7 separate regions of the Mus musculus genome follow, and all the other regions are linked to region 2. A link is a loop called in an ENCODE intact Hi-C map of the cell type or tissue named here. Cell type or tissue: heart. All regions are shown on one strand. Region 1 holds the start of Gm33299 (a long non-coding RNA gene). Region 2 holds the start of Farp1 (FERM, RhoGEF (Arhgef) and pleckstrin domain protein 1 (chondrocyte-derived)). Region 3 overlaps Farp1 (FERM, RhoGEF (Arhgef) and pleckstrin domain protein 1 (chondrocyte-derived)). Region 4 holds the start of Ipo5 (importin 5). Region 5 overlaps Farp1 (FERM, RhoGEF (Arhgef) and pleckstrin domain protein 1 (chondrocyte-derived)). Region 6 overlaps Farp1 (FERM, RhoGEF (Arhgef) and pleckstrin domain protein 1 (chondrocyte-derived)). Region 7 overlaps Farp1 (FERM, RhoGEF (Arhgef) and pleckstrin domain protein 1 (chondrocyte-derived)).

Region 1 (4,000 bases), 420 kb after region 2:
CTCCTGCACACAGGCTAGGTCACATGGTATGGAGTTTTAACCACCACTCCTTCTGGAAACATAAAACAAGGAATTCCCCTTGCCCTTTGGAACTGCAGGATATGTCCCTTCAGGTCTGCGGTATTGACCTGGATGGCTAACTATCCTGACAAGATCCTCTGAAGATAATTAATCTCAGCTTCCTTTCTACCAACCAGTAGCATTCTGCTATTTATACAGAATTCATGTGTTTGTACTGGCATTGACAGGCACACACTCTACCAACTGAGCCACATCTTTAGGTGTGTGCCTTGTTTTAAATCCTTGGCACCTTCTGCAATATCTTGCCCATGGCTTCCTTGTTGACTGGACTATTGTCTACACTACCACAATGGTTTGGATCTTAGATGTACGCTGAGTGTCTAGGCTCAGTTGGCTCAGGATAGGTGACCTATACACAATGGTTGAACCAACAGAACCAAGAATTGTAGAGGAATTTTAGTTTAGAATGTGGCTGCTCTGATAAGAGATCACATACAAAGACCTGCTAGGTCTATGTGATTTGGCTGGAATACAGACATGCCTTTAATCCCAGAAGACAGAGGCAAGCAGATCTCTAAGTTCAAGACCAGCCTGTCCAGAGCAAGTTTCAGGTAAAGAAAAACTTAGGTCCAGGTCTTAGTCACATGCCTTTAATCCCAGCACTCAGAGGAGACAAAGGCATGCATATGTCTGAGTTCTAGTCAGCTACGTTCAGTCAGTTCATGGAACTCAGAGGCAGTTTTCCTGGGAGACTTTTACAGAGACTGGTTGTAGAGAGAGAACAAGCTAGACACAGGTGAAGACAGAAGGAGTCAGAGAGTGAGAAGGAGCCAGAAGCTTAGAACAGATTGCCAGAGTTAGGATGAGGCCAAGCAGAGCAATTCAGTCAGAAACTGAGAGGAGCCAGATTGAATCAGTCAGCTTGGAGAAGAGTTGGAGCCAGGACAGCTGAGTTGAACCAGCCAGCCAGAGTTCAGGAAGGACTAGAAAGAGTGAGTTTATTCAGAGGCTGAGAACATCTAGGCCTAGATTAGCTTGTACAGAGGCTAGAAGCTTCCAGGACTAACTAGGCTTCGGTTAGCAGACAGAAGTAGTAAGCCCCTGAGATAACAATCACATCAGGGGACTAAAAAATACTTTTACAAAGAATGAGCTCAACTGGCCACCTCACAACTGCTCTGAGGGGTCCCATGCTCTGTTTCACATGCGATGGCAATGTCTGCAGGTGCACAGAGCTGACAAGGGATGGTGGGTCAGATTTGCAGTGTTTACCTACAGAGGGTAACTGCCCAGCCTTGTCCTGTGTGTGTGTGTTTCCCATAGCCTACAGCGCCTCCACAGTCTCCCCCGTGCTTCAAATCCACAGACAGCTGATCCTCAATTGGTCGCACTTTGGTCAGAATTCTCTACCTTACTTGGGGTGCCTCCAGGACCTCCCTGGGGTAAGCTTCCCCGTGCTCTGTGTCATGGGGTCCCAGCTTTCCTCGGAGGTCGATGGCCTCCAAACGCTGATGCCCACTTGCCTTTCTTACCCAGGGCACCCACTTATTGCTTTGTTTCCTCTTTTTTGCGAGCCCTTTGAGGACAATGGACTCCCAGACACACGGACATTGCTCACTCTGTGACTGGCTCACACTGCACTTTCTCCTGGATGCTCGCTGGGATTCTTTGTGAATAATTATCGAATACCTGTGGGTTGTGGTTTTTAGAAGTCAAATGGGACCTACCATAAATTCTCTCTAGGTTTATAAACTGTAAAACAACCCAGGTAAAACTTTTGGTAGCTTACTGAAGTTTGAGCCACTGAATGTCAGTGGTCTTATCAAAGTTTTGGCCAGTCATATTGGAGCTAAACTTGAGGCTGAATAGCAGCGGCTGCTCAAATTGGGAGTGACTTCTGTCAGGTGTGGTAGCTCACACTTTTAACCTCAGAAAGCAGACTGGTGTATTTAGTGAAGTCCAGGCCAGCCAAGTCTATATAGTGAGACCCCCCCCCCGACTTAAACAAACAAACAAACACCCCCACGAAAACCAAACCAAAACAACAACAAAAACAAAGCAAAACAACAAAGGAAGTTACTTTCTGCTCACAGGTACAATTTGGGGAAGAGACTGTTGGCGCCCTCTGCTGGTCACTGTGTAGTATGTCAGCCCAGGTTCGGAGCCTTTCTGTGAGCCTGGAGACCAGAAGGCAACCTAAGTTTTGGGAACAAGGAGTAAGAACCCTTGGCTCAGGGCTACGGATGGGCTGGTTCCCCAGCACACAGGTCTGCTTTTGCCAGATTTAGCGACCCCTTTCTTGCTCTCAGGCTACTCAGCCCTAGGAAGTGTGGGACTGACTCTTTGTTTTGCAGGGAACCAGAAAGGCCGCCCACCACATTCAGCTACTGTTCCATTTGGGCCTTTAAGCAGAGCGACTGAGTCAAGAAGTCTCGTTAGACCAAAACAGACAATAAATCAAATGAAAACTCATAGCGCTCTGAAATTGCCAGTACCTGCAGGACGCCAGAGAGCCTCGTTCCTGCTTGCAGCAGTCAGTGGCCTTGCTGATAAGCTGGGACGCTAGAGGTCTAGGTCTCCCCGTTAGCAGCTGCCTTTCATCACTGCTGAGCCCGAACACCCAGGCTACTCTAGAAAGCCTGCTAAAGGTCCCAGTCCCAGGGTGCAGGTGAGCGGAAGTAGAAGTGAGAAGGAATCGCCGTTTTGTTTCTTACTGCCCGGAAGAGGGGAGTCGGGGCGGGTGTTCAGTGAACACGGGTTTCAGTTCTGCTGGGAAAGGTCTTGAGGAGACTCATGGAGGAGATGGTTGGATAATAGTGTTGGTGTGACTTGTGCCAGGATTCTGTGCCCTTAAAATGTTTAGTTTTATTTCTTGTGTATTTTACCACAATTTAAAAACTAAATAAACCAGGCTTCCTGCTGTCCTGTAGTCTGTCCTGGGGTCTCACAGTTCTCCGGCCCTGTCACTGACTGCTCTCCCATGGCCTCACTGGCCTCTGTCCCAGCTGCTGCCCTCTGAGGTCAGAGTGTCTCTCCATGACCTCTCTTGGCAATGGCGGTGTCTCCAATCAGGCTCCAGGGGAGGAAGTTAAAGTGTCTTCTGGTAGCACTGCCTCACGGGGGCCCAGGCCTCCCTCTGAGATGGTAAAGGTAGCTCTGTTTCCTTGGTTTGCCCTTTGAGTCAGGGTTCCAGTCTCTCATCCCCACACGAGACAGCTGTAGGTGTCCTTCTCAGGGTGCTGGAAACACTGGTCTAGCAGGCTCCCAGTAGCCACACTGCCTTATTCCTTTCACATGGCCTCAGCCGTTGGATTGGCTGTGTCACGTGACAGGAGATGCTATAATCTCGCGGTATCAGGCACGTTGTGGTAATCAGTAGATGCAGCATCCTGGGGAAAGACTCACCACAAAGGTTTTTTTTTTTTTAGATTTATTTATTTATTTTTGTGTTTTGCCCCTGCATGTGTGTATGTGCACCAATTTTCAGAGGCCAGAAGGGGGCGTCAGATTCCTTGGAACTGGAGTTTAGATGCTTGTGATCTACCTGTGGGTTCTGGGAATCAAACCTGGGTCCTTGCAAGAACAGCAAATGATCTGAATGGCAAAGCCTCTCTCCCGTCCTCTTTCTCAGTTTTCTTATGTCAGAAGTGAAGGTCTTGAAGGCTGACTCACCATTATCATAAAGATTATGATTGGTGCCCTCCTTACAATAGATTGAGTATGGTGTTGAGAGGTGGCAGATGTGAGGCTAGCATTCTCTGCTCCATGGAGAGCCAGGCTGTGGGGACGGCGTTGGGTAGGCCACTTGCATTTTCTTTGTCTTCTGTGAGTGGAATAATCCTAACCCACACTATAGGACGGCTGTTGGACTGCACCAGAAGACTGCTAAGCCTGCTGTCTGCACATGCCCTGTGTTCAGTCTATGTTCAGCCTTTGTTGTAACAAAAAGGTAAGAGTATATAATTGTTTTGCAAAATGC
Region 2 (4,000 bases):
GCTTTGTGTCTCCCCAGGAAATGTCTGTCACAGAAAAGCACCCTCTTGCCTCATCCTTCGATGTACTAGAACTATCAGCATGAATCACTTTTTAAGAGATAAAATAATAAAAGGGTTAATAATAGGTGACTAAGTAACTTCACCCACGGCTTAGAACATCCTAAGTATATTCTGAACTCGAGAGGCAGATGTGATTTGCTACGACAAGAGACACCTTGGTTATAGGGGCTGAAGTGATAGCGACAAATCTAATTGAGTGAATTCTGTGCCATGGAGGGGCTCTGAGCATGGAGGGGCTCTCGTCCTAATCTCCATAGTGATCGTCTTCCCACCAGCTCCTCCTCAGACTTCTGGCTCCCTCGGATTGCCTCCAAAACCAGTTACCTTCTTAGTTATTATTAATGCTGAGATAATAAAACAGCATGGCCAGAGCCTACAGGATGGCTCAGTGGGGTAAGGGTGCTTTGGTGCTCGGTACCAATCCTGATGATGCACATTTGATTCCTGGAACCCACTTGGTGGAAGGAGAAACCACTCCTACAAGTTGTCCTCTGACCTTCACATACATGCATGGTGGCATCTACATCCCGACATACAAAGACCCAATAAATAACTCTGAGAGCAAAACCAAACTGGTCATATCCTAGACACTCAAGTCAGTTGAACCAAACACTAAATGTAGAAAAAGGGGATCTTCGGTGAGGGTGGACTGGGGAAATGTTATGGTTTGCCTTTTTGGTACTATATTGCTTTAGTCATGGGACACAGCACATGTCTGCCAACACAGTCCCCGGACCAACCAAAATACATCACCCGGAATGTTTGAAACAGACCGATACAGAATCCGAACTGGGACAAGATTCCCAGGCGATTCCACAGCATCAGAGGTTGTTAGTAAAGCCAGGCTGCACACTGGGAATAACCTGTAATAACTTTAAACCCATCCATGTCATGTCCCAACCTCAGAAATCAGTCTGGCCACTGTCTTCTTATCCTGTGAAGAGACTCTGAACCTGTGGTCGGTTCCCCATTATAGCGGTTCTTAAGGTGTGATAATTGCTTGAATTTGCTTTCCTTTACTGGGCCTGGTGGTTCAGACCGAAATCCTAATGCTTAAGAGGTAGAGGCACGAGGACCAGTCTGGGCTACATGAGGAGACTTTCTGGGGAGGAGTGGGAGAGGAATTTAAAATCGAGTGCTGCTGCTCTTGGTGGCAGTTTGACCACTACACTTAAGAAAATTACTGGCTGAAAATAGCTCACCCATACTTGTAAAGCCACACACAGTTTGGCCACAGAGCTAGCTTCCAACCCACCCATGATTCTCTCTAGCAAATCGCCCAAGGCCTGTCTGGTTCCCCAGAGGCCAGAGGGATTTTGCAGCATGCAAGAAACAGCCCCAACCCTCCGCAGACTGCTTTTGACTCCCATGACTTACAGGTGCCCCTCTCTGATAATCAAGCTTTCATGTCTTCAGCCTCCCTCCCTAGCCACAGAGACAATTTCACTTGGTTAAGTTCAGTTGTAGCTCCGTTGTAGTTGCGACTGAGGTCAGTGAACTCCTCCAGGGTGGAAAATGACCGGAATCTGAGCCAAATTGGCTCTAGGGGCGGGTCCACACTAGCCTCTGGATCCGGCAGAACAAGGCTTTCCTGTGTTCCATACGGTCAGTGGCCCAAGATCTTTCCCAGACAGAGACAGGGAAGAAGGACGAAGGAAAAATGGCACCTAGTGGGTGGGGATAGTGATTGAAAGTCACCTAGTATCGTGGGCCTTCTGATCATGAATCTTCCGACTATATCACCAAGTTCTGGGGGAAAAAAAAACGGAATCAAATAACTGCAAGTCATTCTAAATCTCGCCACACTAAGCAGGGCATTCTGCTGTCCCTGGTCGGAGAGAGGTGGGGTTGGGCACTGTCCTGGGATTCGCTCAGGTGGTGGGCACTGAGCCCGAGCAGCATCAGAGGTGGCACCTGTGTCTCTGGCATTGAATACCGCGCCGCTTAGGGTGGTGCCGGAAGCCTGCGCTAGTGGCCTGGAAGGGGTGGGGGGCGGAATTCGTGGGTCTTTGTAAAACGCTTTCCACGTGATGTCGTAGTTCTCTGTCAGGCTTCCAAAGGCGACCTGCGGAGTCAGTGCCACGAATCTCCCTCCGGGCCTCCGCATCCCGCTGGACACCAGCGACTAGCGCTCGCGTCTCCGCGGTGGCGCTTCTTCCCGCTCTTGGCTTGGTGGTGCAGCTCAGACACCAGCTCTTGCCACACGCCCAAGTAAGGCACAGCTCCAGGGTGGCGTGGCCCTGCCCACGGTCCACCTTTCTGCGCACCTGCCTCCGGGGCGGGGCGGAGCGGGGCGGGGCCGCTGTGCGGGCGCAGGTCACGGCTCGGACGCTGGAGGGGGCTGTGGCTCTCCGCCGTCCCCAGGCTGTGCCCAGGCTCCCCCTGCCGAGGGCTCGGCCCAGGCCCTGGGAGGGGCAGTGGTGGCCCTCATTTCCCGCTCAACAGCCTCGGAGGCGGCTGGTCCCGGCGCGGGCGCAGCGGCTGCGGGGAGCGGGGAGCCCGGAGAAGGTGCGGGGCGGGGACGCGGCCACCGCCCGCTCTGCGCCGCTCCTCCCCACGCGAGTGGCGCTCGGGCCGGGCGTCGAGGCGGCCGCGGCGACCCGGAGCTCGCTCCCCACCCACCCCGCCTGCTCCGCCCTCCCCTCCGCCCCGCGCCACCTTTGATGGCTCGGACCTCGGCCGGCCGCCGCCTGCCTAGCTCGCGCGCCCGCCGCCCGCGGGGACCCCTCGCTCGCCGCCGCCGCGCCCTCGCCAGCCTTGCAGCCCGCAGCCCGCAGCCCGGACCCGGAGCCACCGAGGTAGGAGGCGTGCGGCGAACAATGACCGCGGCGGGAGGGCGGCCGCCTGGGTGGACCGGGCCGCGGCGGCAACTTGTGCGAGTCCCCGCGCTCGCGGCCCTGGGCGCCGGCCGAGCTGGCTGCGGAGTCCACGGGAACGGTCCTTTTTGTAGCCGGCGGCCGCAGGCCCCGCAACAATAGCAGAAGCCACGGTTCCTCGGGCACCGGTGGAGCTCACCTCCGCGGACCTGGGCTGCGGGGCTCTGAGCTCGTGGGTTCTCCCCAGCTTGGCTTCCTCTCCTTGGGCGCCCCTCCCCCGCTTCCTCCCATCCCACCCTGCCGGGTGACAGCGCCCCCGACGCCTCTTCCGGACCTCAGGCTGCAATCTCGGCTCTGGAGGTCCGTCTCCCGGCAGCACGGGTGCCGCCGTGCCGCCGGGTCACTGCATCTCGCCCACGGGCGGCGAGAACCTCCCGGTGGGTGACAAAGAGGAACACGCCCTCTTAAGTTAGATCTTGTTTCTCTTTACTCTCTGCCTTATGGAGGGGGAAGTTTCCCCCTCCCTTTTTAAAGCACAGGATATATATTATTATTTTTGTGTGGGGGGACGGGGAGTTCAGAACTTCTGATTGTGATTTTTTACGATTTAAGTTCGGAAAACTTTAGCCTTGTGATCCATCCGGACCCCGGTGAGTCTTAGACCTAGGGGTCGTGGAGGAGTACCAGATTCCTTGTTGGGACCCGGAAACCACGGCTGGCAGGGATTTTCTAGAGTCCCCCTAGAAAATAGGGAGGTAGGGCTCACAAAGGAACGAGGTTTGAGACGTGCTGGTGAAGATGTGGGAGCGAATAACTGCCTCTCATCTGGAACAGTTTACCAGGCTCAGCTTCTCCTCCCCTCCCCGGCTCCGGCTCCGGAGTTCAGTGGCCTCCGGCTGTTTCATTTATTTTTGTTTCAGCCTTCCTCCGTGCTAGTTTACCGCGTTTGACAACCTTAAACCTGGCCCCTGCCCATGGTTTACCCTCCAGACTTCCAATCCCTCCCTTAGTAGGCAGCGTTTTCTGACCATAACCTCGACCCAACGATGGGCCATGTTTAATGTGCTTTGCACGTGGGGACTTGGCCAAGCCCACTTCAGAACATTCCCCTAGCGTTGTCTTAC
Region 3 (4,000 bases), 130 kb after region 2:
TTAGAGAGACACCCTGCCTCAATAAGTAAAGTGGAGAGCAATCAAAAAAGATGTCCAACACCAAAACTGGGGCCTCCACATTTACATACATGCATCTGCACAGGTGTAAGAATGCACATGTGTATCCACGTGTACATACGTGCATTCACACCCTTACACATGCATCTGATCAGGTATAAGCATGTATATATATATTCCCATGCACACTTATGCATTCAAACCCTCATATGTGCATCTGCACAGGTGTAAGCATGTACATGCATGTCCACATGCATATACATGCATTCACACCTTCATACATGCATCTGAATAGTTGTAAACATGTATATGCATATTCACATGCACACATATGCATTCACACCCTCACACATGTATCTGCACAGGTGTAAGCACTATGTGCATACTGCCAATATACATACATAAAAACAAGTGCAAAGTAATTGGCATAAAATGAATTACTTTTGGTTTTCTGTCTTAGATACCGGTTCCTTTCCATAGCTACTTCTCTTTTCTGGCTGGATCAGCTACTCAGTTTATTTCATTCAGAATTCCCGGGGCATTTTCATCTCTAAACCCCAAGGAAAATGGGTGATAGTTTAGTAGTGTCACTGGCAACCAGAGGCAGGTGCACACAGGACATCCAGATGTGCATGCTATCCTTCCTCTAGTCTGCCTCCTTATTCTCACAGAATGCAAACCCCATAGTGTTCTCCTTGACATGAAGACTCAGCAGCACCTCAGAGAGCTGGGTGACCCATTTTGTCTTCACCTTCTGTTGCTTCGAAATAGACTAGATGGCACCCTGCCGTGCTCTTCCCTCACGGTGACCTTCTCATTGATGCTTTGGCTATAGATAGCTGTCAAGGTTGCAACTGATGAGCTTTATGGCAAATAGCATAATGAGCTTGTGGTTTCTTTCCTGTGGCAGTTTATGGTAGTAACTGAACTTGATCTAAGCTATCATCAGGCACAGGACAAGTCTGGTCTTCACGATAATATAGATTGAAGCCAGACTCTACACCACCTTTCTATGTCTTCACCCAAGTTTTCAAGGCCCCTGTGGTGATGCCTGTCAGGGTCCCTGGTGATTTTAATACAGACTCATGAAGAGCACTTGGCTCCCTTGCGGCTCAGGAACCCTTAGATGACCATGTGGACAATCAAATCATCTCCACTTTCCTGTTTCCAATACTGTTGCCATTGAGTTCCTGCTCTCTCCATGAAGTCTCCATACCAGAACCCTGGTAGCTCTTCCCTTTTTCCTGATTTCTTGTCCTTGTCACCAGGAAGCCATCAAGATCTGTGATCTTGTCTCCAGCTGCCTGTGTTACTCTCCATTATCCACTGAGTCACCCATAGCAGCTTGTCTTTAGCTTCCCTTACCATCCTGCTTTCGCTCCTTGCCTAGGAGAAGACTTCTTGGTGGATTGGCTGATTGGTTATTTAGTATTTGCCCGATATCTTCTCTGACTCGGCTCTCTCACTTAAGAATAGAAAGGGATGTATTGCAATGTGTAGAAAACCTTTACAATTTTGTCTTCTCTGAGCTTAAGATCTTCGGAGTCAGAGGGAGAATGACATTAAATTATGCACGGGGTGATGTGTTAGATCCATTCATGCACATCTGCAGGTTGGTGTCCTTCTCCTTTGGCACAAAACCCAATTAGCTCACCTTGCCCACTGGGCCTTCTCGAACTGGCTGAGAAGCTTATGAAATTCCCTCTAAGCTTACCAGTATCGACTTAAAACCTAGCATTTCCTAGGGAGGCTTTCTGTTCCTAAATGGCTATTTCCTGTGTCCCTCAGTGGCCATTTCCTGTGCTACTCAGTGACTATTTCCTGTGTCTCTCAGAGGCTATTTCCTGTGTTTCTCAGAGGCTATTTTCTGTGTCTCTAAGTGGCTATTTCCTGTGCCCCTCAGTGGCTATTTCCCATGTCTCTCAGTGACCATTTCCTGTGTTCCTCAGTGACCACTTCCTGTGTCTCTCAGTGGCCATTTCCTGTGTTCCTCAGTGACTATTTCCTGTATCCCTCAGTGGCTGTTTCCTGTTTCCCCCAGTGGCTATTTCCTTCATCTCTCAGAGGCTATTTTCTGCATCTCGCAGTGGCTATTTCCTGCATCTCTCAGGGCTAATTCCTGTGTCCTTCAGTGGTTATTTCCTGTGTCTCTCAGGAATGATTTCCTGGGTCCCTCAGAGGCAATGTCCTGGGTCCCCCAGTGGCCATTTCCTGTATCCCTCAGTGGCTATTTCCTGTGACCTCAGAGGCGATTTCCTGGGTCCCCCAGTGCTCATTTCATTGTGTGCATGTGCTTATGTTATTATCTCCTGACAGGTGTGACGTCTTCTTTCACTTTACCCTTGATGTCTTTCATGATGCCTGGCATGTGGTGTCAACCTGACAGTTTGTTTACAAAGGCAAGCATTGTTTTCTTTCAATAGAGGTGGTGACACCTGCTTGCAGCATCCAGACGAACCCCCGCCAGAGATCCAGTAAATGAGGTGTATGTGCTGGGTGAGATACTGGCTTGTGTGGGACTTAAATGTTTGTTCTAAGCCTTCACAGCCTTCCCCCTCCATTACATAATTATTTATTTTTACCGAGTCCCCACATGTCTTAATTAAGCCCATCATATGTTATGAATTCTATTTCTGGGCGTTGTGGGCACAGCAGTTCCTACTGCCTTTTCTCTCCCCTGTCTGAGCCATTTCACTCAGTGGGATGATATTTTATAACTCATTAATGTTTGTAGTACTGTGTACTAAAATATTCTGTGTCAGCTGTCAGCTGTCACTGGTACCGAGCCTGCAGTCCATCATAATCTACTTTCATGCCAGGTTACATCTATGCCAAGACTTGGTGGTGAATCCAGTGGCCAGTAAGAGCCAAGTGCTCAGCCTGGGATTTACCCATGTGGGCAAGTCATTCCAACAAGCCTTTCTAGGCTGGGAGAAAGTTAACACTGGCTAATGGTAAGGACTGAAGTCTAGAGATGTACACTATGAAAGATCCAGATGGGTTAGCCCTGCCTTGGAAAGCCTTGTTTGTCTTTATATAGCCAGTGTCCTGCTAATCCTCACTGCTTTATAAACACGGTGGCCTCCTGTGACAGGCAAAGGCATGCACCTGAACTGTCGCACACAAGCATTCTGTGAGAGGTGCGGCTGCTGTTGGCAGCCTGTCAGCTTCTGCTGTGTTCGGGTCTGGGGTGAGACACCTGGGCCAGTGAAGCAGCAGGATGAGTTCTGCCTTAAGGACCCCCAGCAACCCAGGCGGCTGCAGAGCCCTAAGGACCCCCAGCAACACAGGCGGCTGCAGAGCCCTAAGGACCCCCAGCAACCCAGGCGGCTGCAGAGCCCTAAGGACCCCCAGCAACCCAGGCGGCTGCAGAGCCCTAAGGACCCCCAGCAACCCAGGCGGCTGCAGAGCCCTAAGGACCCCCAGCAACCCAGGCGGCTGCAGAGCCCTAAGGATCCCCAGCAACCCAGGCAGCTGAAGAGCCGTGATTTCCACAGGCTGGAACACCTGTGCTTTTCCTTTCCCGGGACTCTAGAAGAGCCTGCGCCATTCTGGAGGCTGTCACTGTGGTTAGTCCGTCCTGAGAGATGCTATCTCACTAAAGGTCCTATATCTAAGGATATCAGCATGTGTTGCTACAGGGACCCATGAAGTAGATTAATATTAGTCTGGGAAGGAACTGGAAAGGAGATGTACGCCTTTATAAACAGATAAAGAAATAGCCATCTCTGTTTCTTTCTCTATACACCCCCAATATCCTTCTCATTCTATCGTGAAGTTCAAACTTTTGATGTATGGAGATAAATTTTCTTTGGAGGAATGAGGTTGGGAGAAGGTGATTTATCACTCCCAGCCAAGCTCTGCTTCTAGAAGATCCTCTGACTATGCATGGCTAAGCAGGTAGGCCCCTGTCCTCAGGCCCTGAGACCCAGTGCTATGGTCACACCTCCATGTGCTCTGGTAGCCAAGGACACAGGCTTCT
Region 4 (4,000 bases), 120 kb before region 2:
AATCCCAGCATTTGTGAGGCAGAGGCAGGTGGATTTCTGAGTTCAAGGCCAGCCTGGTCTACAGAGTGAGTTCCAGCACAGCCAGGGCTACACAGAGAAACCATGTCTCGAAAAGCCAAAAATAAATAAATAAATAAATTTGTTAGTATGTAATTCCCCAATTTAAGAACTCTGAATGAGTAATTCATGTCCTACCCCTCTTTCTCTCTCTCTCTCATACACACACACACACACACACACACACACACACACACATCAAAATTAAAAAAAAAAAAAATCGACTCCAAACTAATGTCGGAAATGGTCTGACCTTGAAGAAAACAAATGTGGCCAAAGAATGAATTCAAGGTAGGAAATCAGTTCTACACAATAGCTTTGCTGGCCTCCTGTAGAGAAAGAATCCCGCCAGTGTGGCAGCTAATAGTAGAGGGGGTGACTTTCTCCACAAATCAACTAAATGCCACTGTAGAAACCGGGACTGGTTCCCACAATTCCACGTGATCCCAGGGCTTCTGGCCAGATTTTGCATGACCTGACCATGGATGATGTAAGACCAACCTTTAAAATCACCCAAGAGAAAATATTTAATACTTTCAAAATGCACAATTGCCAACAAGAAATAAAAAACTTCAACATAAATCCCATGAGCTGCTGAGCTGTAGTTACAGGCCTCAGGCTGTGGAAACCTATTCCTTAGGAAGTAGTCGAGTCCTTTTGACACAAGACATACATCCCCCTTTTCACCTGCTGTCATCCTCAACTTGGGCAATGCTTTGGACACACAGTAGGCTTTTAACTGAGTCTGGGCAAACAGGAGCTGGGATAAACTTGGGAGCTGAGAGCCAGTCAAGATTTTTACAACAGAATCTGAATTGTGGAGAAAGGTCTCCCCTCTATAGGTGTAGCTGCAACCCTGATTACGTTCTGCTTTTCTGGAGGCCAGCGCATCTATTTTGTAGAACTAGTTTCCAACTGGGGATGCTCTTTCATTCTTGGGCCACATTGTTTTTTTTTTTTTTTCAGTGTAGGACCATTTCATACATTATTTTTTTCTTTTGATATGAGCATTTGAGTCTGTGGACATTAGACATGATTCTGAATAGGACATGATTCTCAAAGTGTTTCAGTTTGAGCTCTGCTCTCTCCTGTTTAGGCAGTCCCAGATAGAAAGATGGGCCAACGCTGGTGTTTAAGCACTAGAGTTTAGGAGGTGAGAGGGAGGCAGCCTCTGGTCCCCTCCATGCTGGCACGCATCAACTATCAATGGATCGACCACGTTAGGGAGTGGCTCATGACTTCTCCCATCCTTAGAGAGCAAGGAAGCTCCAAACACCAGGATGGGTGGCAGTTCCCGGGTGGGGAGCGTGCGTGATTTGATCCGGGACGGAGAGGTGCAGGGGGGAAGAGTCCGTGATGAGCAACCCCTCTTCCGGGACAGTCCCTGGACGTGAGTCACAGGACAGAGGAGGGTAGGGACCGCCTGAGTCACAGGCTGAGGGGGACGACACGACACCACAGGGCCAGACAGATGGAGGGGTCTGCAGAGGCGGGTGTGTGTATGCGTGTGTGCTCGCTGCTGGGGGGATTGGGATGGGGTTAGGGAGGGGGGTCCCGGGGCCCCAAAGCCCTAAGGCGCGGCTACGCGGCGGGCGGCAGGGAAAGGGAGTCCAGCCAGCCCGCGGCGCCGAAATCTCCCGCGCTCAGGAGCTGGCCCCTCCTCCGGGCCCGGCCTCACGCCCCTCGCGGCGGCCCAGCCGGATCGGCTCCTCCCAACCCGCGCCCCGGGAACCCCAACCTCGTCCTAACAGCGGCCCTCTGGCCGCCACACACGCCCGCCAGCCCCGCCTCCCGGCGCGCGCTGGAGTGACGACACCGCAGGGTGCGTGACCAATCGGCGTGGCCCTCGAGGGGGGGCGGCCTCGGGCACGCCCCCCGCGCCGCGAGCCAATGGGACGCCGGCGTCGGCGGCCGCGGCCGGGTGAGAGGGCGCGAGGCCCCGCCCCGTCCTCCCTCGGCCCCCTCGGCCCCGCCCTTCTCGCCCGGCCCCTCATCCCCGCGCCGCCGCTGGTGCCGGTCGCCGCGCTGGGCCCGCCCCCAACCCTCCCGCCGGCCCGCCAGCGCGCCTCACAGCTCCCTCCTTCTCTCTCTCACGCCTAGCGCAATGGCGGCGGCCGCGGCGGAGCAGCAACAGTTCTACCTGCTCCTGGGAAACCTGCTCAGCCCCGACAATGTGGTCCGGAAACAGGCGGAGGTAAGCGAATCGGCGGCCCCGGCGCGCCGATCCTTCTCCTCCGCGGCCGGCCGGCTGGCCCTGGGCGCTCGTCGGCCGGCCGGCCGAGCGGCGCGGGTCGGCCCGGCTGGCGGACAGCGGCCCCGCAGCCCACGTGCGCGCCTCCCGCCCGGCCCCGGCCCTTCCGGCCCGTGCAGCGGCGGCGGCGCCGGTTGCCTCGCCGCCGACCCGCGCACACGTGCCACCGCGCCTGACGCGCCCCGCCCGCGGGCCCTGCACCCCAGCCCTGCTCTCCCTCCCCGCGTGGCCCGCCAGCCCTCGCGGGCGGCCAGACCCCGGCAGCTCCTGACCCGTCCCGCTTCCCCCACCACCCCAGCCGCTCCCTTCCCCATCCCAGCTCAGGGAGAACGCGTGTCCTGCCTGTCGCTGCCTTACGGCGTCTTTCCCCCGAGCCCCTTTCTGGTTTCTAAAAGGAACTGCACACGCCGGTCCCTTCAAGATCGTGTGAAGTTGCCTTTGAGGGATCCCTGCTTGACCACCTCGCTCTGCTCTTCTTCCTTCGAATCTTGTTTGATCTCTAGAGATTTGGGCTTATAAACGGGATATACTGGGGGCTGTGGCTGTCTAACTGGGCCAGTGCCATCTCTTTTTCATATAACACAGATCGTTCTCAATCAGTCTTAGATCAAGGGTTCCATTTCAGATACAGTTATAAGCCCATTTGCAAGCTAGCAATAATATTATTAGCTCACTAGAAGACGGAAGATACATTGTTAGTGTTGAAGCTCAGATTTTTGTGAGGTAATTTCTAGGAAAGTTGATACGTGGAGCTCCTTACGACCCATGGGTCTGAAGTTTTTTAGGAGACTCTGAGGATGTGTGAATAGCTTTACTTACAAAGCAAAGATGTCTTTTATATATAGCTAGTGACGTTGACATGTCTTGTACTTACCGACCTAAAGTTGGGAGCTGTCTTTTAAAACAGTTGCTAATTTCGCTTTGAGTAGAATGGATAATCTGGCCACACTTAGATTTTAGTAAGTAAAGAAGTTGGAGACTTAACTTCTGTGTGAAATGGTGCTTTAAACTATGTCCTTCTTAATGGTGCTTTTAATTTTGGGGGGAGGGGAGATAGCGATGTTTGGCTCTCTAGTTTACACAGGCCCTTCAAACCTGTGGCAGTCCCCCAGCCAAGTTTCCTGAGCGCACCAGTTCCCATGCCCGCCTTATTCAAGTAATATGCAGTGTATAGGGGGAAATTCAAAGGGTACAATTCTTAATCCACTCTCCACGTTTATTTCATGAGCCTTCCTTGAAAACGTATCTTTAAAAGCATTCGTGTATACATTATGTTACCTGGGTGGATTTATAGTATACATAGTTCTGCAAATTGAATTTTCCCTCAGTTTCTTTCACATTGTCACCCAGAAGACCATACATTATATAGATAGGTGCATCTCCCTGTGAGTGAGTAATCCGATACTTTTAGTGCGGTCCAAGAGTACTGCACATAGAAATAACGTGTATACTTGTCTGGACGAAGGTAGTATATGTATGTAAAAGTATGCGTAAAAGTAAACTTGCAACAGTTTCCACTTAGGATATGATGATGCCTAAACATTTTGATACTTTGTGCAAACTCGAGGTAATTTTTTTAAACCAAAGCAAGTTCTTAATCCCACCCTATAATAGAAATTTCCATGTGTTGCAGAGCAGAACTGCTTTGTAATTAGTAAGCTAGTTTAATTCTCCCCCTCCCCTCCAGTTGCT
Region 5 (4,000 bases), 62 kb after region 2:
CTAGTAGGTATGGACCATGTCCTGTAGTGGGTATGCCTAGTAAGTGTACATCGCTAAAGACAGAGTCTGTTGCAGTTTTAAACAGGGAGTTTCGACTGTGTTTGGTTTCTCCTTTCTCTAACAAGTTTTAGGTTTTATTATTTTTATGTTTGCAGGAGTTAGGATATCTTACAGCCATTGCAGTTGTTTAGCCTTTCTCTAGATTGTAAATAACTTTTGAATTAGCTTTGTTGTTGTTGTTATTGTTGTTGTCTGACTACTTCTAGTTTTCCTGGTTTATCTTCAAATATTTTCTTTTAAATGTCTCCAAGTCCTATTCTCCAGAATTCTCACCCATTTAACACATCTGTCTGTTTATGTTTGGGTGAGTCTTTGTCTGGTTTAACGTTTTGATTCTTCAAATGTTTGGGAATATTTTGGCACTTTGTCTTTTTACTTTGGAAGACCCAGGAAGTGACTTGGTAGTGGTTTATTTACTAGTAGGATGTGATAATGCCTTTAAAAAGAATTTTTAAATTTTCTGTTGTATGCATTTGGTTCTGTGTTTGAGTGTCGGCACAGATGTGCTGTGGCCTTGCAAACAAAGTGGGTCCCAGGGACTTAACTCAGGTCATTAGGCTTGGTGGCAGCCTCTGCATCCCCAGTGTGCTTTTTTAATTATAAGAACTTGTTTTTTTTTTTTTTTTTTTTTTTTTTTTTCGAGACAGGATTTTTCTGTGTAGCCCTGGCTGTCCTGGAACTCACTCTGTAGACCAGGCTGGCCCCGAACTCAGAAATCCGCCTGCCTCTGCCTCCCAAGTGCTGGGATTAAAGGCGTGCGCCACCACTGCCCGGCCTTATCTTTAGTTTCTGGAATGTTTTTCTAAATCTTGCACTAAACAACTTCTTTTTGTTCTTTCTCTCTTTTTTTCCCTTCTTCTGTTTTAATTGGTCTTCCCTTTTCCAAGTCTTCGGGGGTACACAGATGATGTTTCTCTGTCTTTTGTAACTAACTTCCCACCCCCGTCAGCCCTTACACTTTTCTTCGCCACTTTTCTGTAAGTATCCAGGCTTGCATCAGTAAGCAGCTCCTTTTAGCTACTTTCCATTTGGCTCATTCATATCTTCATGATGCTGGCTGGAGACATTTTCACCCAGACCTCAATATCTTTCAGATACTGGAATATTTGGAAATGAGACCCTATGGTCCGAACACAGGGTTGTCTTTCTATCTTATGCAGCCAGCCCAAATGTCACACTGGGTCAGGTGTAGAATTTTCCATTTGGGACATTATATTGATGCTCAAGAAACTTTTGGATGTGGGCCAGGTATGTTGGGGCAAGCCTTTAATCCCAGCACTGGGAGGCAGAGGCAGGCAGAGGCAGGCAGAACTCTGTATAGCCAGCTGGTTTACATAGCAAGATCTAGGGCAGCCAGAGTTACTGAGTAAGACACTGTCTTTAAAAAAAAAAAAAAAAAAAAGAGTTTGGATATGGGAAGTTTTCAGATTTGAATTGGAAATTTTTTCCTCTTTTTATCACCCTGGTGTCTCTGTACTGTTTCCTGCAGATGCGCTTGGTTTCTTCTGGGCCTGCATACCCTTTCGTTTATGGGTTCATTCATTTTATCAAGTTTTGTGAATTTATGGCCCTATGTTTGGGCAGTTTAGCAGGTGGAGCTGTCTTGAGCTACAGACCCTCCTGCCTCTGTGCCCTTCTGCCTCTCTCTGCCTCTCTCTGCCTCTCTGCCTCTCTTTGCCTCGCTGCCTCTCTTATCACTGCCTCCGCCTCCCCCACGCTGAGGTTATACGCTGGGCAAAATTTTAATCTTCAGCTTGTGACGTTTCTGCTATTGGTGACAAACTGACGTTTGGTGTGCTTTTTGTTTTTGTCATTTTGAGATACGGTCTTGTCATGTAGCCTAGACTGGCTTCAGACTTCTGCTCTTGCTTCAGTCTCCCAAGAGTGGAATTGTAGGTATGCACGGTCCTGCCCTTTGTTTGCTTGGTCCTCACAGCATCTTATCAGCATCCACCTTGGTTGTTAGAAGAAGTTGTTTGTTTGTTTGTTTGTTTGTTTTTTATTAGCTAGCTATTCTCACCCAGGTGACTGACAGGGTCCTTATGACTTCTGGGTTTGCCTTACAGAGATGTAGGTGAAGCCTGGCCACGTTTATCCTGCAGACTCTGCCTTCCCCTGGCCTTTGCATCAGGTGTTCCCCTCCATATGGTTTGCTGTTCGACACATCTGCCCCGCTCCTTTCTGAGAACATCACTGCTGGTTTGTAGCCATGGGTGTTCTATGTGTCTTGGAGAACTAGACTTTAGATTGGTCTGAGCTCACATCTCCTCTGTCTGACCTTTACTTGAGTCTGGCCACCCCTTGGGAGCCCAGATGGCTTCTCATCTCAGGGAAGGAGTGTGCATTTTTGTGTTGAGTTCCTTATTGCTTTTGGGTAAATTCCAAGGGTAACTCTTTAAGCAGGGATACCGTGACCCGACAGCTCTAATCTGTCTTCATTTCTCTGCCAGATAGAAAGCATGTTCCTTCACTCAGTTGAAGTAACGTCTCGAGGAACGGGAAGAGTAAAGTTGCTTTGTAAGCTCCTTATGTAGGTGTGGAATGCCTACGGTACTGGAGACTTGTTCTTCCTGTTGATTGTTTCTAGAGCTTCCAGGGGGCTGAGGATTGGCAGAGGTGAACAAGCCCAGGTCAGTGCTGAGCCACAGGTGGGCTTTGGGTCGGTTAGGCATGTTTACCCAGGAGGCAGCACTGCCGGATTGTATGCGTCTCCATTTGGATGTCAAGCATCAGTTACGGTTCTTGGTTCATGACTTGCCAGCATTCCTGTGATGTTTCCCATAGCTTGCTTAGGCTGTGTCACCCGGAGCTTGTGGCTGGGTTTACATGTGAATTCAACAGAGCTTTCTATGTTCAGCAACTGTCCACACTAGCCTGTAAGAAAGCAAGTGTCACATCCTTTGAGAAATGACAGTATTCAAAAGTAGTACCGGAATAGGGCCATTGAGGACTGTGGAGAAAGGAAGGCAAGATACCAGGTCTGTTAGTCACTGACTCATGGGGATTTAGAGGCCAAGGTACTAGGAGAGTGAACATACAGCTGAGGCTCTTGGGAAGGAAGACAAAGCCTGTGTCTGTAGGTGTAGTTGAGGGCTGTTAGGGCTGGGACGGCTAGAGCTGTGGGAATCTGGGGAGCTGGGGAGGATGAGAGGGTACGGTTCTAACTCCAGCATCTTGGTTGGGTGTGGAGTGATGTGGGAGAATAGGTCTCCCTTTCTATCTGCCTGGCATTAGCTCATGTGCATGCGAGTGCACACACACACACACACACACACACACACACACACACACACAAAGAGGAGGCTGGGAACGAAGAAGATGTATGAGACTGCAAATGTGTTCTGCTTTGAACATTGTATTATTTTTGACAACAAGATGTCAAATAACACATCTGTGGAAAGTGGTTGTGCACAGTTTGTGGAGAGGATTTTGAGACCAGTTGACTTCCTAATGAAAGTATCGGCACCTACACCTGACTCATTGAGCTCACACGGCTGTTCTGTCTTCTCCCCAGAAGGCCGTGCTTAGAATTGTAGGTGAGCAGTCTAGTCTTGTCTCTCAATGCCACGAGTTGTGCCACTAGAGTCTAGACTGCCCAACCAAGCGGGTTAAAGTAGGAGCTTGGTGAATGTTTATCTGTGGTAGAGATTAGAAAGATGTCAGATAACTGAGCCGAATCTTCGGTGGATGTGTGGGAAGGAATGGGTAGCTCCCACTGAAAAAGCTGTCTATCTCTGACATTGCCCTGTCATGGGACCCAGCCTGTCAGGGTATATTAAAAATGAATAGCACATATTTCAGGGTGGAATGATGCAGGTGGGAGGGGCAAGAGGCAAGGCAGTCCTCCAGTGTGTTCACATTCCTTTCTGGTAGATTACAGGACGTGGCGTTGAGAGCCTAGTGATCAGAGGCCGTGGCGCTGACAGTGGATGGGGCACTG
Region 6 (4,000 bases), 190 kb after region 2:
GAAAATAATAAAACAAAAGATTTATAGGATGTGGCACTGTGAAATGTGGCATTCTAGAAGAAAAAATGCTCACGACCTCACATTCTCAAAAGTACTTCCCTTTCAGTAGCTTGAAATGGTCTCCAGACCCTTGCCCGTTCTTGCTGACATTCTGTCTCCGTTTGCTCTAGGTGTGGCTGGATCTCCTGAAGCCCATTGTGAAGCAGATTCGAAGTAAGTGTATCCTTTGAGCTTCCTGGTGACAGCAATTGTTAGGCCAGGTGATTCCCAAGTGGAGGTGTCTTTTTGTCTGTGACATGAATCCCTAGAGATACAAATTCCTTGTTCCCTCATGACAGCTTGTCAGCACCCACTAATCCACAGACTGTTAAAATAGGCAACTTCCGCCATTTTCATGCATAATCCTTTGGTAATCAAAACCTCGCTTAGAAATCAAACATCATCTTGATTAATGACTAATGCCTGCTATTAAGCCCCCAGAATAATTGCGCTTGTCTCTTCTGTGCTGTTTGCTGTTTTAACTGTTCTGTGCTCAGGGGAAGGGTGGAGCCTTCTGTTCTTGAAATAGACTTGAGGTTTTCTAATCTTCTTTTCAGAGCCTATGAAATCAGAATGCTAGCATTGTCTGGGGAGAAAGTGCTTAATTGTGAGCGTGAGATTGTGTGTGCTTAATGTGTGTCTGTGTGAGCGTGTGTATGTGACCGTGTGTGTGCCTGTATGACTGTGGTTGTATGGGTCTCTGTAAGTGTGTGTGTGGTATGTATATATGGTATGTATGTGTCTGTCTCTGTGTGTGTGGGGGGGTGGGTGGGGTGGGGGTGGGTGTGTATGAGATGCATGTATGGGATGTATGTTTCTATGTGAGTGTGTGTGTGTATGGTGGGGGGTGTAGTGTGTGTTATGGTATGGTATGTGTCTGTGTGGTGGGGGTGTGGTGTGTGTGTGTTATGTAGGTACGGTATGTGTCTGTGAGTTTGTGTGTATGGCATGTGTGTATGTGTGTGTGTGTGTGTGTGTGTGTGTATGGTGGGTTATGTGTGTTATGTAGGTATGGTATGTGTCTGTGAATGTGTGTGTATGGTATGTGTGTGTGTGTGTGTGTGTGTGTGTGTGTGTGTGTGTGGTGGGTTATGTGTGTTATGTAGGTATGGTATGTGTCTGTGAGTGTGTGTGTATGGTATGTGTGTATGTGTGTGTGTGTGTGTGTGTTGTATGTATCTGATGAGCAAGTAGAACTCTAATATGAATCCAGCCTGTATATTAGAAGAGCTTAAGGGGCCCATGAGAACAATAGGAAAGAGGAAGCATGGTTTTTTGTTCTCAGTCTCCTGGCCCCTGAGCACCAGCTTATCATTTTCTCTGCTTTGAGATAAGCTGTGTTCTTAAATGTTGTCCCAAACGGCCCAGATTCGAGTGGACAAGACCAGAACTGCAGGCTGTAGTTGCACCTGAAGCTCACCACATGTCCTAGCTCACTTTTCTCTGATCAAGAAACACCCCTAGGCCACTCCTATTGATTGCTGTGGATGTAAAGGCATGCAACGAAGTGTCTGTGAGGCCCTCCTACAATTACATTTGATGCTGGCCTCCAGTCATTTAAACTAAGCAGTTCCTGCATCTCTCTGTGGATCCAGATGATTGTCACTTATTCTTGTAGCGATGCATGAGGGGCCCCCTTGTGGTGGGACAGCAGCCATGGTTGCAAAGTCATAACTGGACAGGCCTGCTACAACCTCAGCGTCTCCTCTGTGTGCTGTGACTGGCCCCGTGTGATGAAGATGTCACTTGGCATTGACAACAGCATTGTCCTAGCTTCCGGTCCCTCTAGACCCTCCTGAATATGGAGAAAGCAATGGCCTCTGTCTCCTCAGGCCACCATGGCTGTTTGGAATCAGCCAGTGTCTGACTGACATTAAAGGGTCGGCTTTCCCTCTTACCTGTGCTATACACTCCGCCTTTCCCTAAACTCCAGGTGGCCTTGGAGCTGGTGCCACCATGTCCCCTCATGTTTAGGCTTAAATTGGGAATATCACAGGCTCCTTAGCCTCAGCATGCCTATGTTTTGGCTTAAGAGAGGAAAAAAAAAAAGAAAAAGAATAAAAAAAGATTGTATGCACCATGTGCATGCAGTGCCCAAGTAGGCCAGAAGAGGGTGTCATATCACCTGGGAGTAAAGTTCTGAGTCATTGTGTAGGTGCTGGGAATCAAACCCAGGGCCTCTGTTAGAGCAGCCAGTTCTCCTACCCAGTGAGCCATCTGTCCAGCCTCCACGGCTTGCCTTCTCTCATAATTTGTACACAGCCAACATCTTCACTTTAGAGTACATTGCTTGACCTGTTGCTCTCCTTCCAGATGGCAGCCCCTCGGAGGCTGTTACAACCACCAACAGTCTGAAGTCTCACACTGCAAATCAGTACATTGTACTCAGTTTGGCTTTCTGCTGAATTGAAAAGTTCTCCATCACGTTCTTCTCCAGCCACTTCCTGATTTTGTTGTAGATCCTTGGATATGTGCATGAGACTGTAAAGGCTGCGGTGGACAATGACATAAACAGGGCCCCAGTTCATCTGTATTTTCTCTGCATGTCTTGGAGCTAAGATGTGTTTGATGACGTGGTAGCAGCCATGCTTGCTTTGTAGACAGCTATACACCCTAAACTGTATGAAGGCTTCACATCTCATTATCTCCCTTTCCGATGACTTGAGTCTACCTGTGGATAAAGACGGGTGGTCTGCAAATAGTGTTATCTGCCTTTAATCCCAGCCTCAGACAGAGGCAGGCAGATCTCCATGAAGTTGAAGCCAGCTGGAGCTACATAGTGAGATCCTGTTTAAAACAACAACCAATAAACCAAAAACATTTGATTGATTTAAATACACTGGTTAAGAGCCTTAGCTACTCTTCCAAGAACCTGACTTCAATTCCCAGGACCCACATAGCAACTCACAACTCTCTGCAATCCCAGTTCCAGGAGGTCTGGTACCCTCACACAGGCACACGTGCAGGCAAAACACCAGTGCACTAAATGAACACACAAACACATAAATCAGGACGCTGGAGTCAGAGGCAGGTGGATCTCTATGAGTTCCAGACCAGCCTGGTCTACAGAGGGGTTCCATGATAGCCAGAGCTACAAGGAGAAGCCTTGTCTGGACAAACAAAAACAAACAACAGACCAGAAGCACTTGGTGACATACAGCTAAGTGATTAAAAACCCAGAGGATACTGAGCAGTTGAGTGTAGTACTGTGGACGGTTCTTAGATGATTGCCTGTTACTGACCTAGCAGCTGTGGCCATTCTGGGTGGCTCCGTGGTGGTGGTGTCTGGACTCTGGAAACCTTGGGGTGACAGAGATGAGTCGCTGAAACTCTTTCTTGGGGACCTGGAAGGCTTGGATCGCCACACAATTACTGATGTTGTTGTTCTTTTCAGGACCGAAGCACGTCGTTGTTAAATTTGTTGTGAAATTCTTCCCTCCCGACCACACACAGCTCCAGGAAGAACTTACCAGGTTAGTGGTTGTCAGCGGGCTGTTTTCACTGGAGTGGACAGAGGGAAATCGGACACTAGTCTCTAATCGACTAAACATGTCCGTAGGGTTTATGTGACCGTTAGCTCTGAAGTGCTTACAGGCTCCGCCCTCCTCTCTTCCATCTGTGCCTACAAGACCAAGGGGAGGAGACCATGTTTTGCTGCAGCCTGGGTTCTCTGCAGCCTTGATTGATAATGAAGTGAGACGGCCTTAAAGCCTGTCAAGTCATCTTCCAACCTGTAGTGGCTATTCCTGGTTGTCAACTTGACAATATTTGGAATGAACTACAATCCGGAATTGGAAGGCTCACCAGTGACCCTTATCTGGAGGCTTGGAGATCCTTATCTGGATCTTGGTTTGAAGATCTTGAGCCATAGTGGCTATGGATTCCAGAAGATTGAATCTCCGAGTTAAGGAACACACCTTTAATCTGGGCTATGCCTTTCATCTGGGATTAAAGGTGTGGT
Region 7 (4,000 bases), 77 kb after region 2:
ATTCTGAAGCCATCCCAGGTCTCAAAAAACTCAAAATAAAAGGAAAAAAACAATACAATACAATACAAACAAACAAACAAAATAACCAACTTGGGGGGGGGATTTTTTTTTCTTAGAACTTTACATGCAGTTTTGCTCTGTTGATTTCTTAGCCCTTATTATTTCCAGAACCTAGAGACATGTATGTTTTTACTAGAGTTGGTGTGTCTAACAAGATCCTTGAATCTGTGTCCTGTTGTCAGGACACATGGAGATGGTTCTGGGATTTTGAGATCTCCGTGGCGGTGTGGGCTTTGTGAGCTCTTTGAAGGGATGCTCTTATCTTTGATTGCAAATATGAAGGCAGGTGTTTCTACGAGTGGACTGTTTGATCCAGTCGTAATTTGCTCGTTTTTTATTGCGCTGAACTTCTGAGTTGGGTGTGGCAGTTGTAAGTCCTATCTATAGCAGACACGGAATGATGTCCAGGCTGGGAGTTTTTGTGGATAGATTGATTGTGGAAAAGAACAGTTCTAAAAGCCTCCACTAACCTTGAAATTGTGTGCAAGAGCTTTTATTAGGATTATTCCCTCCTTACATGAGCAGGAAGTTGCACCAGATACCCCACAATGAGGTTCTGTGGCTCTGGTCTTATTTGTGGATTGTGACCTTGGAAACACAATCCGGGTCCCATAAGGTGTTTATCAACATGAGAGGCAAGGTGCTGCCAGCGATAAGAACATGAAGAAAAATAACTACTAGTCTTTGCGAAAAGGACGGGCATTATTTATGAGTGGGCGGTGAGCTGGCACAGACCTCTGGCAAATGTCTTCCTTTAGGTGGTGTGAAAGGAACAGTTGTTCTCTCTAGCTAATCTATGAAGTCTGTGTGAGGGAGCATAAGAGTTTGGGTGGGGTGAGAGAGTGATGTGAAGGAGTCAGAGTCCCACCGGAGGGCCTCCATACCCCAGTCCACACTTTACCTGTGTGTAAAGCCCATAGAGGCCATTGGATGATGTTGTCCTGTGAAAAGGCCCATGTCTGTGGAGGGATGGCCTTGATGCAGAGTGGTGGTGACTGTGAAGGCTAAGCTTGAGCTTGAATTTTAGACGGAGCGTCAGGGAGTTGATAGGTAGGAGAGAAGTCATTGGGGTAAGCCAGCCCCTCCATGTGGGATTGGAAGACTGCAGTGGACAGGTTGGGAGCAGGGAGCTCCAGTGCACGGAGACCATAGGTGTAGCTTTTAAGGTTTCAGCTTGGGTGGCTCCATGCTGCCACCAAGGACCAATTAACAGATAAATAGCATATAGGAAATTGTCTTCTTTTAGTTGGGAACATTGCTGAGGTCTCTGATAAGAGGCATTGTGTGTGTGTTTGTATATGGTGTGTTTGTAATGTGTGTGTGTAGTGTGTATGGTGTGTGTGCATGCATGTGTGTGTTTTTCATACCATTTGCCTTCCTCAGTCACTCTAAATCACATTAATTTTTGAGGTAGGGTCTCACCTGAACCTGGATATTGACCAAGACCAGCCCCTGAGCCCCTGAGCTCCTCCTGTCTCCACTGTCTGGCCCTGTGATTGTGCCTGGCTTGTATGTAGATCAAGCTCATGCTTTGGCGGCCAGCACGTTAGCAGCCGAGCTAACTCTCTGTCGCCTCTACTATTGTTACTAAATTATTTTGAGTCAAGGTCCCACTCTGTGGTCCATGCTGACCTTGGACTCATGTCTCCTGCCTCAGCCTCAGAAATGACACTAGACATAGCAAACAGAGGTTGCTTCTTACGCTCTTACATGCTTTTAATTCGATCCTTCACCTTTAAATATCCTCATCGCCCCCAGAAACCACTGCCTTTAGCTTGTCACACCTGCATGAGGATGGAAGTGCTTCAATCCAGCACTTTCTAAGGATTCTGCTCATGGTTTGTATTACACAGCTTGTCGTGTAATTTCAGTGGAATTCACTTGAAATATGAGCCATAACATAGGTTACGGTGGCTCATCTGTCAACAGTCGTATGAGGGTAAAATTTCAATTACCTTTGATCTGGACACACTAGGAGAGTGTTCTCAGAGTTGCCAGGCAGTCCCAAGCCCCGAAGAGGGGAAACGTGCTTGAGAGCTGGCACTGTTGTCTATGATGCCATGACTGGACACTGCCAGCTGGGTAGCTCCAACAGTGTGACGTTGACTCACACTGGGCATGGGAGGATGGACAGTCAAGCTCCTCTTGTTTGAGCCCTGATGGATGCCTCCTGTGTCTACTTTACCTCCAGCTAGAAACCTTAGAGCGGTCTTGGCTGTGGGACGCTTGCTAACAGCACGTGCTCACTCAGGAGGGGGCCAAGAATGCCTCACAGAATGTGATGGTCAGTTTTTGTCAGCTTGACACAAATTGGGGTCGTCTGTAGAGAATGTCTGCTGGTAGACGTTAAAGGCATCCATTGGGCTGTGCTGTGGGCAGATGTACGGGGCATTTTCTTGATTAATGATGAGGGTACGAGGGCCTACTCTAGTGTACCACTGGGCAAGTAGTCCTGGGTTACATAAGAAACAAAGCTGAGCAAGCCATGGAGATGCAGTAAACAGTGTTCCCCAGTGGCCTCTCCTTCAGCTCATCCCCAGGTTCCTGAGTTTCTGCTCTGGCTTCCCTTGACGTTGGCGCATAACCCGTATGTCAGATAAACCCTTTTCTAAGTTGTTTTCAAATCATATTGTTTTTCATAACAATATGCCTTTTTTTACTTTTTTTTTTTTTTTTTTTTTTTTTTTTTTTGGTTTTTCGAGACAGGGTTTCTCTGTGTAGCCCTGGCTGTCCTGGACCTCACTCTGTAGGCCAGGCTGGCCTCGAACTCAGAAATCCGCCTGCCTCTGCCTCCTGAGTGCTGGGATTAAAGGCGTGTGTACCACCACGCCCGGCTTTTATGTTCTTTTTTTGTCTGAGACTCTTCAGCTTCTTACTATGGCAGGGTGGGGCCTAGAGAGTCTTGTCAGTTTCAGGGACTTCCTGAAGCTATTTTGAGTTGTTCAGGTTTCTGCATAAGGATACAAAGTTTCAATCTCACAGGAAATTTATACAACATTGACCTGGCCACTGATGCAGTAGTTGTTTTCATAAGCTTTCTTTTTTCTCTTCTTTTCTTTTCTTTTCTTTTCTTTTCTTTTCTTTTCTTCTCTTTTCTTCCTTTCCTTTCCTTTCCTTTCCTTTCTTTTCCTCTCTCTCTCTTTCTTTCTTTCTTTCTTTTAAAGTATAGAATAGAGTTTATAGAGTTTATTCGTGGCATGGGGAAGGGAGTCAAGAGGGTAGTAGAGGCAGAGAGAAAGAAAAAGAGAGGGAGGGAGGAGAGGGGAGAAGAAGAGGAAGAAGAAGCAGCCAGCCATGAGCACATGGAGAGAAGGGGGGAAGGAAATGGGAAGAGAGCAGGAGCAGGAAGGCAAGAGCAAGAGGAGCTTTCTTTTCTTCCTGTTTCCTCAGGACAGTTTCTGTCAGGTGGACCTTTCCGGTTATTGCCTTCCATTGAGCTCCTTTCTGACAGCCCCGGAAGGGACATCCAGGCTCCAAAACACAGTGCTCATTTTCTTCAGAAAACTGGGCCAGCAGGAAGCTAGGTGCCAACAGCGTCCCTTAGCAACCTGCTGACCCAGGGCTGCTTAGAGGGAGCCTTGCAGGTTGTGCACCACATCACGCGGCTTCCACAGTACTTGTTGCCCTTTAGTTTGGCTCACTAATGCCGTCCTTTGGGTTTGTTCTGGTCATAGTTTGGCAGGACACAGGGTACTAGAGGAAAACAAGGACCTTTTCTCTGTTTCCTCCATCCATGGGACCCTTCCAGCTCCTCCTTTCTGCTGTGACACAGAGGTGAGGCTAAGCTGTGGTTTCTTTTCTTTCGGTACATCAATTGAGTAGTGGCATAATTTGGCATTCCTGCATGGACTGTGTGGGAGTCTATGGTGTGGGTTCCTCTTGAGGGGATATGCCTGTGTGTGTATGTGTGTGTGTGTGTGTGTGTGTGTGTGTGTGTGTG

What was found. Peaks named below come from ENCODE experiments on the same cell type or tissue, not always from the same donor. Only the 100,000 strongest peaks of a DNase experiment are listed, where the experiment ranks them.
Region 1: it touches region 2 in a loop (2.6-fold over the local background); 5 of 42 quality-filtered maps call a loop at or near these places.
Region 3: it touches region 2 in a loop (2.3-fold over the local background); 2 of 42 quality-filtered maps call a loop at or near these places.
Region 4: a loop joins it to region 2, with 2.4 times the contacts of the local background. A loop is called at or near these places in 3 of 42 quality-filtered maps.
Region 5: it touches region 2 in a loop (1.9-fold over the local background); 7 of 42 quality-filtered maps call a loop at or near these places.
Region 6: a loop joins it to region 2, with 5 times the contacts of the local background. A loop is called at or near these places in 17 of 42 quality-filtered maps.
Region 7: it touches region 2 in a loop (2.0-fold over the local background); 7 of 42 quality-filtered maps call a loop at or near these places.

The regions. Positions count from the first base shown.
Region 1 is chr14:121,453,554-121,457,553 of GRCm38, forward strand. It overlaps Gm33299 (a long non-coding RNA gene), which reads right to left and starts at 3,338. Exons shown (of 3, transcript XR_383790.2): 1 at 2,517-3,338; 2 at 2,113-2,217. In heart, a CTCF peak has its summit at 2,161 (motif pointing left); a DNase peak (open chromatin) is centred at 2,208; H3K27ac peaks cover 299 bases.
Region 2 is chr14:121,033,068-121,037,067 of GRCm38, forward strand. Farp1 (FERM, RhoGEF (Arhgef) and pleckstrin domain protein 1 (chondrocyte-derived)) reads left to right here and starts at 2,507. Exons shown (of 27, transcript NM_134082.3): 1 at 2,507-2,858. In heart, CTCF peaks have their summits at 2,402 and 3,196; DNase peaks (open chromatin) are centred at 1,594, 2,444 and 3,144; H3K4me3 peaks cover 2,654 bases; H3K27ac peaks cover 2,502 bases.
Region 3 is chr14:121,163,087-121,167,086 of GRCm38, forward strand. The region is part of intron 2 of Farp1 (FERM, RhoGEF (Arhgef) and pleckstrin domain protein 1 (chondrocyte-derived)); the gene reads left to right. Among named protein-coding and RNA genes, the nearest start is that of B930095G15Rik, 84 kb to the right of the region's middle. In heart, no CTCF peak of the experiment used is centred here; DNase peaks (open chromatin) are centred at 2,085 and 2,835; H3K27ac peaks cover 1,208 bases.
Region 4 is chr14:120,909,093-120,913,092 of GRCm38, forward strand. It overlaps Ipo5 (importin 5), which reads left to right and starts at 2,102. Exons shown (of 26, transcript NM_023579.4): 1 at 2,102-2,251. The coding sequence starts at 2,162. In heart, no CTCF peak of the experiment used is centred here; DNase peaks (open chromatin) are centred at 1,889 and 2,559; H3K4me3 peaks cover 2,968 bases; H3K27ac peaks cover 2,110 bases.
Region 5 is chr14:121,095,395-121,099,394 of GRCm38, forward strand. The region is part of intron 1 of Farp1 (FERM, RhoGEF (Arhgef) and pleckstrin domain protein 1 (chondrocyte-derived)); the gene reads left to right. Among named protein-coding and RNA genes, the nearest start is that of Farp1, 62 kb to the left of the region's middle. In heart, no CTCF peak of the experiment used is centred here; no DNase peak of the experiment used is centred here; H3K27ac peaks cover 1,532 bases.
Region 6 is chr14:121,219,207-121,223,206 of GRCm38, forward strand. Farp1 (FERM, RhoGEF (Arhgef) and pleckstrin domain protein 1 (chondrocyte-derived)) reads left to right here. Exons shown (of 27, transcript NM_134082.3): 4 at 171-213; 5 at 3,434-3,512. Among named protein-coding and RNA genes, the nearest start is that of B930095G15Rik, 27 kb to the right of the region's middle. In heart, a CTCF peak has its summit at 1,687 (motif pointing left); a DNase peak (open chromatin) is centred at 1,685.
Region 7 is chr14:121,110,288-121,114,287 of GRCm38, forward strand. All of the region lies in intron 2 of Farp1 (FERM, RhoGEF (Arhgef) and pleckstrin domain protein 1 (chondrocyte-derived)), which reads left to right. Among named protein-coding and RNA genes, the nearest start is that of Farp1, 77 kb to the left of the region's middle. In heart, no CTCF peak of the experiment used is centred here; no DNase peak of the experiment used is centred here; H3K27ac peaks cover 663 bases.